2 separate regions of the Mus musculus genome follow, and region 1 is linked to region 2. The links are chromatin contacts, found by Hi-C or POLR2A ChIA-PET in ENCODE. All regions are on one chromosome and are shown on one strand. Each heading gives the region's core, a stretch centred on a gene start or an enhancer-like site at or near the end of the contact. The rest is flanking DNA. Distances are from core to core; before and after follow the strand shown.

Region 1 (2,825 bases), core at 35-2,534, 85 kb before region 2:
ATTGGGATTACAAGCCCTTTACCATCAGGCCCTACTAATAAAATAGTAATTGAAATACTTTAAGCGAGACATCTTTATAACCAACCACATAAGCAATAAGTCTGGAACCCACTGTGTTAGCCATTTCCATAATAAAACCAGCTCAACCTAGGGCAAACTTGCCTGTCCAACAATGGTGCTAGGGAGAAACCAGAGAAAAGTCAGCCCTTCCAGATGCCCAGGTGTAAAAGACCTGGAGCTAATGGCCCACTCAAGCCTGGTTCCCGGGACTGAGAAGGGTACTCTCGTAGGGGAGTGGCGGCATCCGCAGTTCTCCCAACCACGCCCTTCTGGAAGCACCAGCTTGGACCCATAGGGCCAAAGATGCATCTTGTCAAGGGATGCGCCAAACGACAGTAACAGAATGGAGGAGTCCCAGGCTAGCTGGGGTGGAGGGTGGGAGATGGCGTTGACCTTAGATAAAGGAAAGAGGCTTTCTTGATGGGCTCCCGTGGGTAATCGCCCCACCTTGCCCAAAGCCCGACGTGGCAGGAAGTCGTACTGGGGGCGCGGCTTGGGCAGCGTTGCAAGTTCAGCCGAGGGTGGTGCTGCAGGTGCACCCGAGGGCACCGCCGAGGGTGAGCACCAGGTCCCTGCATCAGCCAGGACACCAGAGCCCAGTCGGGTGGACGGACGGTACGTTCTGGAAGGGAAAGGGCCCCGGGAAGGGGATACAGCATTGAGAAGCTCAGAGGCTTTGGTCTGGGCATCCAGAATGGACTTTATCTGGAGGAGGTGACATGGCTTCTCGCCTCTGGAAGTGCTGCTTGGATCTCCGGGACTTCATGTCCTGACTAGGTCTGGAAGCGGTGAAAATAGGGGTAGGAAAAAAGGAGAGGACTGCAACAAGGTCTTCCCGAGTGGCCTGAGCTCGAGGGACGAGGGAGGTGCAACGGTGGGGAGCCGGGCGCAAGGGCTGGGCGGAGGGAGGGGGGGGGTCTCCCTAAGCAGAAAGGTGGTATTCCATTTTCTGGGTAGATGGTGAAGATGCACCTGACCGAGTCTGGTCGATCTGAAGATATCAGGGGAAAAGATAGTGCGGGTGGAGGGGAGAATGACAGAACCTTCCAGAAAATGGGAGAGGCTATAGCACTTGCAAACCCTTCCCTGATCTCCGGGGACTCCCGGAAGAAGAGGGCAGGTCTGTGGGCATAGGTGCAGACTTGCCGGGGAGCTCTTGACGGCCGCGGGAAGTGGCAACGGCCTGCGAGCTGGCCCTTTAAGGCGGCTCGTAGGCGTGTCAGGAAATGCGCGCAGGGCCCGCCCTGCTCGGTAAGTGGCCCGGGACCCGCGTCGCTGAGCCGGAACTTGAATTCGGCTCGTGGCAACCGCAGGGCCTTGCTCCGGTCAGGCCCCTGTCCGTGTCCCTCGAGACGCCTTCCTGAGCCTCGGTGATCTCCCTGCAGCACGCCCTCCTTTCGGCTCTGCGGGTGCTTCCGGGGGTTCCCGCAGCCCATGCTTCCCACGCGGTCCGCGTCCAGTTATTTCCTCCTCCGCTCCGTCCTTCCTTCGCTCTCTCGCTTCCTTTCTCCCTGCGACTCACGTGTCCCCTGTCCTCAAACTGGCCATGGCTGTCAAAGCCCACATCCTTAGTTAGGCCCCTTCTCCCTTCCCTGGGTCTTGTTTCGTGACACCACCTCCCTCCCCCGCCCCGGGAGCGAGCAAGATGAGGAGCGGTGCACCTCGGCAAATCCGGAAGCAGAACTTCATCCAAGAAGGAGGGGACCGATAGGTCATCCCATGTGACAGTTGAAGGCTGCAGCCACAGACCCTAGCTGCTTGAAGCCCTGTAGTCCAGGGACTGCTTCTGGCCGTAAGGTGACCCAGCTCTTCTGCCACCATGAACAGGGCGCCTCTGAAGCGGTCCAGGATCCTGCGCATGGCGCTGACTGGAGTCTCTGCTGTCTCCGAGGAGTCAGAGAGCGGGAACAAGCCATTTCTGCTCCGGGCTCTGCAGATCGCGCTGGTGGTCTCTCTCTACTGGGTCACCTCCATTTCCATGGTATTCCTCAACAAGTACCTGCTGGACAGCCCCTCCCTGCAGCTGGATACCCCCATTTTTGTCACCTTCTACCAATGCCTGGTGACCTCACTGCTGTGCAAGGGCCTCAGCACTCTGGCCACCTGCTGCCCCGGCATGGTAGACTTCCCCACCCTAAACCTGGACCTCAAGGTGGCCCGAAGTGTGCTGCCGCTGTCAGTGGTCTTTATCGGCATGATAACCTTCAATAACCTCTGCCTCAAGTACGTAGGGGTGCCCTTCTACAACGTGGGACGCTCGCTCACCACCGTGTTCAACGTTCTTCTCTCCTACCTGCTGCTCAAACAGACCACTTCCTTCTATGCCCTGCTCACCTGCGGCGTCATCATTGGTGAGTGGGACTGGGGGCGTGGGGAGCAGGAATCGTAAAGATCAATACCACATTACTCATTATCTGTCCCAGGTCTTTTGCACCACCAGTCATAGGGAGAGACCTGTAGAGAACAAATAACTTCCTTACTGTGACTCAGTAAGTTAGGGATCCAGCCAAGGTGAACATAATAATGTTAGGCAGACACTACAGCAAAGCCAGCCAGACACTCAGATCTAGCTAAGCATTTGAGCCATGTTAATGTAACGGATCCCCATTACAAGGTATAATATAGCTGCGTTTTATGGAGAGAAACCCAAGGCACAGAGAAGCTAAGTAGCTGGGATCACACAGGTAATCACTGACGTAGCAGAAATTTGCACATAAGCAGTTACCTCCATAGGTTACACTCTTGACCAACACACCACTGTTCTC
Region 2 (3,214 bases), core at 339-2,838:
CTGCGGCTCATGTGGGCATGCCTCACTCTCTGAGACAACGACATGTACCACACGTGCTGGTCATTACTGTTTTCCTCCCAAGTCCCTGAGCTTCCCACCCCCAGCTCCTGGCAAAGTTCTCACCACAGGCAACTTTTTTCGAAGCTCCTTCCTCAGGATCCCGTCATTGAGCAGCACCAGCAGGTTCGAGGCAGAGTACACTGAGAAGCAGATTGTGGTCTTGAGAGGCCGGCCCTGCTGTGGCCTTCACCCCTCTCACCCTTACCCCAGAGCCCTACCGATCACAGCTACCCACAGACTGTGTGGAAACCAACAAGCCTCTCCGCCCACTACCTCAGAGCCCCATTCTCTCCATGATGACATCTGAGCCAGTAAGAAATGAGCTGATTGGAGTGACAAGCCAGCCCTTGCTCTGCTGGACAGCACTGGTTACTGAGCTGCTCAAAACTGCCTGTCATGTTCCAAACAGCCAAATGTGTGGTCCCACCAACTCATCTTTGCTCTCTTCAGATGGTCCCCCCTGAAGGACTACATCACACCTACCTTTCAAAATCCCCCTCATCCTTTCATGATCTTCACTACCCCCACTAAGCAAACAGAGCCCTTACAGCAGGGAGGTGGGGGCACTTGAACACTGGTCCTGACATCAAGGACTTTTCTGAACTTGTATTCCTTCAGCTAGACAGAACAACAGTGCCCTTCTCATACTCATAGGTCTGATGAACTAGCAAGGTCAGGAAAGTTGCTTAATCCTAAGCAAAACCAGGAGTGAGAAGCCAGTCAGAGCCCTCACAGGTCGCCCAACTCTGGGGACACCAACTGTCTTGGGCGATGGACAGCTGATCTAGAGGGAAGCTCAGGACCTTCAATCAAGGTTCCGCTGGAAGCCTTCTCCCTCCCCAGCCCAGAGTCCAACTTACCCAGTTCAGACAGCTCGTGTGAATCGGAGAAGCGACCTAGGGAAGAAGGTATAGAAGGCGTTGGTGAGCGTCTGTTTTACCCTGCGGCTTTGGGTTCTCTAGTTTCCTCTACGCCACAGGAACCCAGACAGAACTGAAGCACCGCGACCACTACCCTGGGTCAGCAGGCAAAGAGCCATAGGGTTCCTGGGTCAGAGTCCCCAAGAAATGGGTCAAAGGTCAGTGTGGCACCTGCCAGCAGGTAACTGAGGCCCCGCACAGCCGTCTCCAACTGGGCCGTGGCGGCTGGATGACGAGTCACATACTCCTGGTAGCGGAGGCTCAGGAGCCGTAGCTTCTCCATCCTGCTCTGGCCACTGACAGTCCCACCGGCCGACAGCAAGGCTGGCAGCGGCGCCCTGCGTCCTGAGCCCTCCTTCCTGCTTCCGGCCCTAAGCCCGCCTCCCGGTTGCTCAACTTCCGCAGCCCAGGAGGACTTAGACCCGCGGAGCCCCTGAACGCCCCTTCACCCCATCTCTAGCGCCTCCTCCCCGAGACCGGGAGCTCCCACCCTCCCTCCTTCCAGCCATTGGCTCCTTCTCTCTCCGCCCTGAAGCTCTCTAGAGCTTCTGGCACCCGATCTGCAGCCTCCTTGGTTGGCTGTCTTGGCGCCTGCGTAGTTACAACTTGCGGGCAGGCTGAACAGTTCATACTAGAGAAGGTACTAAGGAGCCTCAGACTTTCTCAGAAGATCGCCGAGAGCTCGAACGGGAGGGTCGGGAAGCAAAGAGTTTGGGATTTAAGGCACAGGGAACCTTGAAATTGTCGTAAATAGGTCTCAGCAGCCGCCAGTCTCGAGTTTTTCACAAAAGCCAGTGCCGGGTTTTTGCTGGGGCAAGCCTAACCAGCAGATTTAGAACAGTGGCTTCGGCTCCAGTTTCTTCAGAACACATGGACCCCCAAAACCCGTACCCGATGACTCCCTCCTTGGAGAATACCCTGGCCTATCCCTCTGCTCTCCGTTTAGGGACGACCCTGCGCATTAGCTTCCCCGATCTGCACCTCGGGTTTCCTCATCTACAAAATTATTTGGGCCCGACTTGGACCTTGAACTCGGAATGAATCCCAGCGTTTTCCGGCCCTTGGATGCACTTCCAGGTTCTAAGCTGGCCTCCAAGAGTTGGTGGAAACTCCTATGGCTCCATTCATGAACTGAGCTGCAATGCTGTCAAGGTGCTGCAGAAGTGGAGGGAGGGAACCGTTCCTGGGAGGCAGTTGATTGGCTGTGGGAAGAGGGGGCTTGGCAAATCTGCGCCATTGCGGACTCCGCCCGCGAATTTATGGTATATAAAGAATTGTAATACATTTAATACCCTACCAGATATTATCTTTAGACAAGGACAGAATATGCCGTTACGCCCATCCACTATATTACGTGCATGTACGAAAATGTCATAATGAAGCTCATTATTTTAGTTTGCATGTTTTGAGACAGGATCTCACTGTGAACCCCTGGCTGGCCTCAAATGCATAGAGATCTGCCTACGTCTGCCTCCCAAGTGCCGGGATTAAAGGCATGTGCCAGCACAAGAGACAAAGCACATTGTTTTGTACAATTAATAAAACACTAATAAAAATTCTCATTAGAGAGCTGGAAAGATGGATTCAGGAGTTAAGAAATGCTCGTTTAACCGGGCAGTGGTGGCACACACCTTAATCCCAGCACTTCGGAGGCGGAGGCGGAAGCAGAGGCAGGCAGATTTCTGAGTTCGAGGCCAGCCTGGTCTACAAAGTGAGTTCCAGGACAACCAGAGGTACACAGAGAAACCCTGTCTCGAAAAACCAATAGCCTGAGCCAGAACCAGGCGGTTTAAGCAGCACACTCACCAGGAATTTAAGGCACAGGGAATGAAGTGTCCCAACATGCCACCACTTCCTTCCCTTTCTTTGATCCATGTGGAGCCAGGCTCCCATTGTTGCCAACCACTCGTGCCAGCAAAGATTCAAGGAAAGGTGCGGTGAGCCTCAGAAGAGTCTGGTATGGGAACTGTGGAAGTCGTTTTTCACCCTGTCCTGAGGCCTCACGTGCTCCTCACCCTACTGGCAATTGTGATGGCTCGATCTTCGTTGATGGCTTGGTGGGTTTGGAATCGCTGTAGCAACAAAGCTCCGAGTTTATGGCAACACATCCATGGTTGTATTCCCAGAAACACTGAATCTAGGGGCCTCGGTCTGGATGTTTGTATCCTTATCGCTTGGATTAGAGTCCTGAGCTGAAGGAAAGAGAAAGCAAGCCGAGCACCTGCGCTGTCTTC

What was found. Hi-C counts contacts between places; a loop is a spot of excess contacts on that map. ChIA-PET counts read pairs that join two places held with the same protein, here RNA polymerase II (POLR2A).
Region 1: a map of T-helper 1 cell shows a loop between it and region 2 (2.3-fold over the local background). The contact joins the promoter of Slc35c1 here to the promoter of Pex16 in region 2. A Hi-C loop is called at or near these places in 3 of 37 maps with a recorded cell type or tissue (T-helper 1 cell, heart and mouse trophoblast stem cell). POLR2A ChIA-PET finds 5 or more read pairs at or near these places in 3 of 5 experiments (Patski and embryonic stem cell).

Annotation. Positions count from the first base shown.
Region 1 is chr2:92,458,253-92,461,077 of GRCm38, reverse strand. Slc35c1 (solute carrier family 35, member C1) reads left to right here and starts at 1,284. Exons shown (of 2, transcript NM_211358.2): 1 at 1,284-2,411. The coding sequence starts at 1,880.
Region 2 is chr2:92,373,613-92,376,826 of GRCm38, reverse strand. Pex16 (peroxisomal biogenesis factor 16) reads right to left here and starts at 1,588. Exons shown (of 11, transcript NM_145122.2): 1 at 1,152-1,588; 2 at 921-956; 3 at 124-200. The coding sequence starts at 1,263.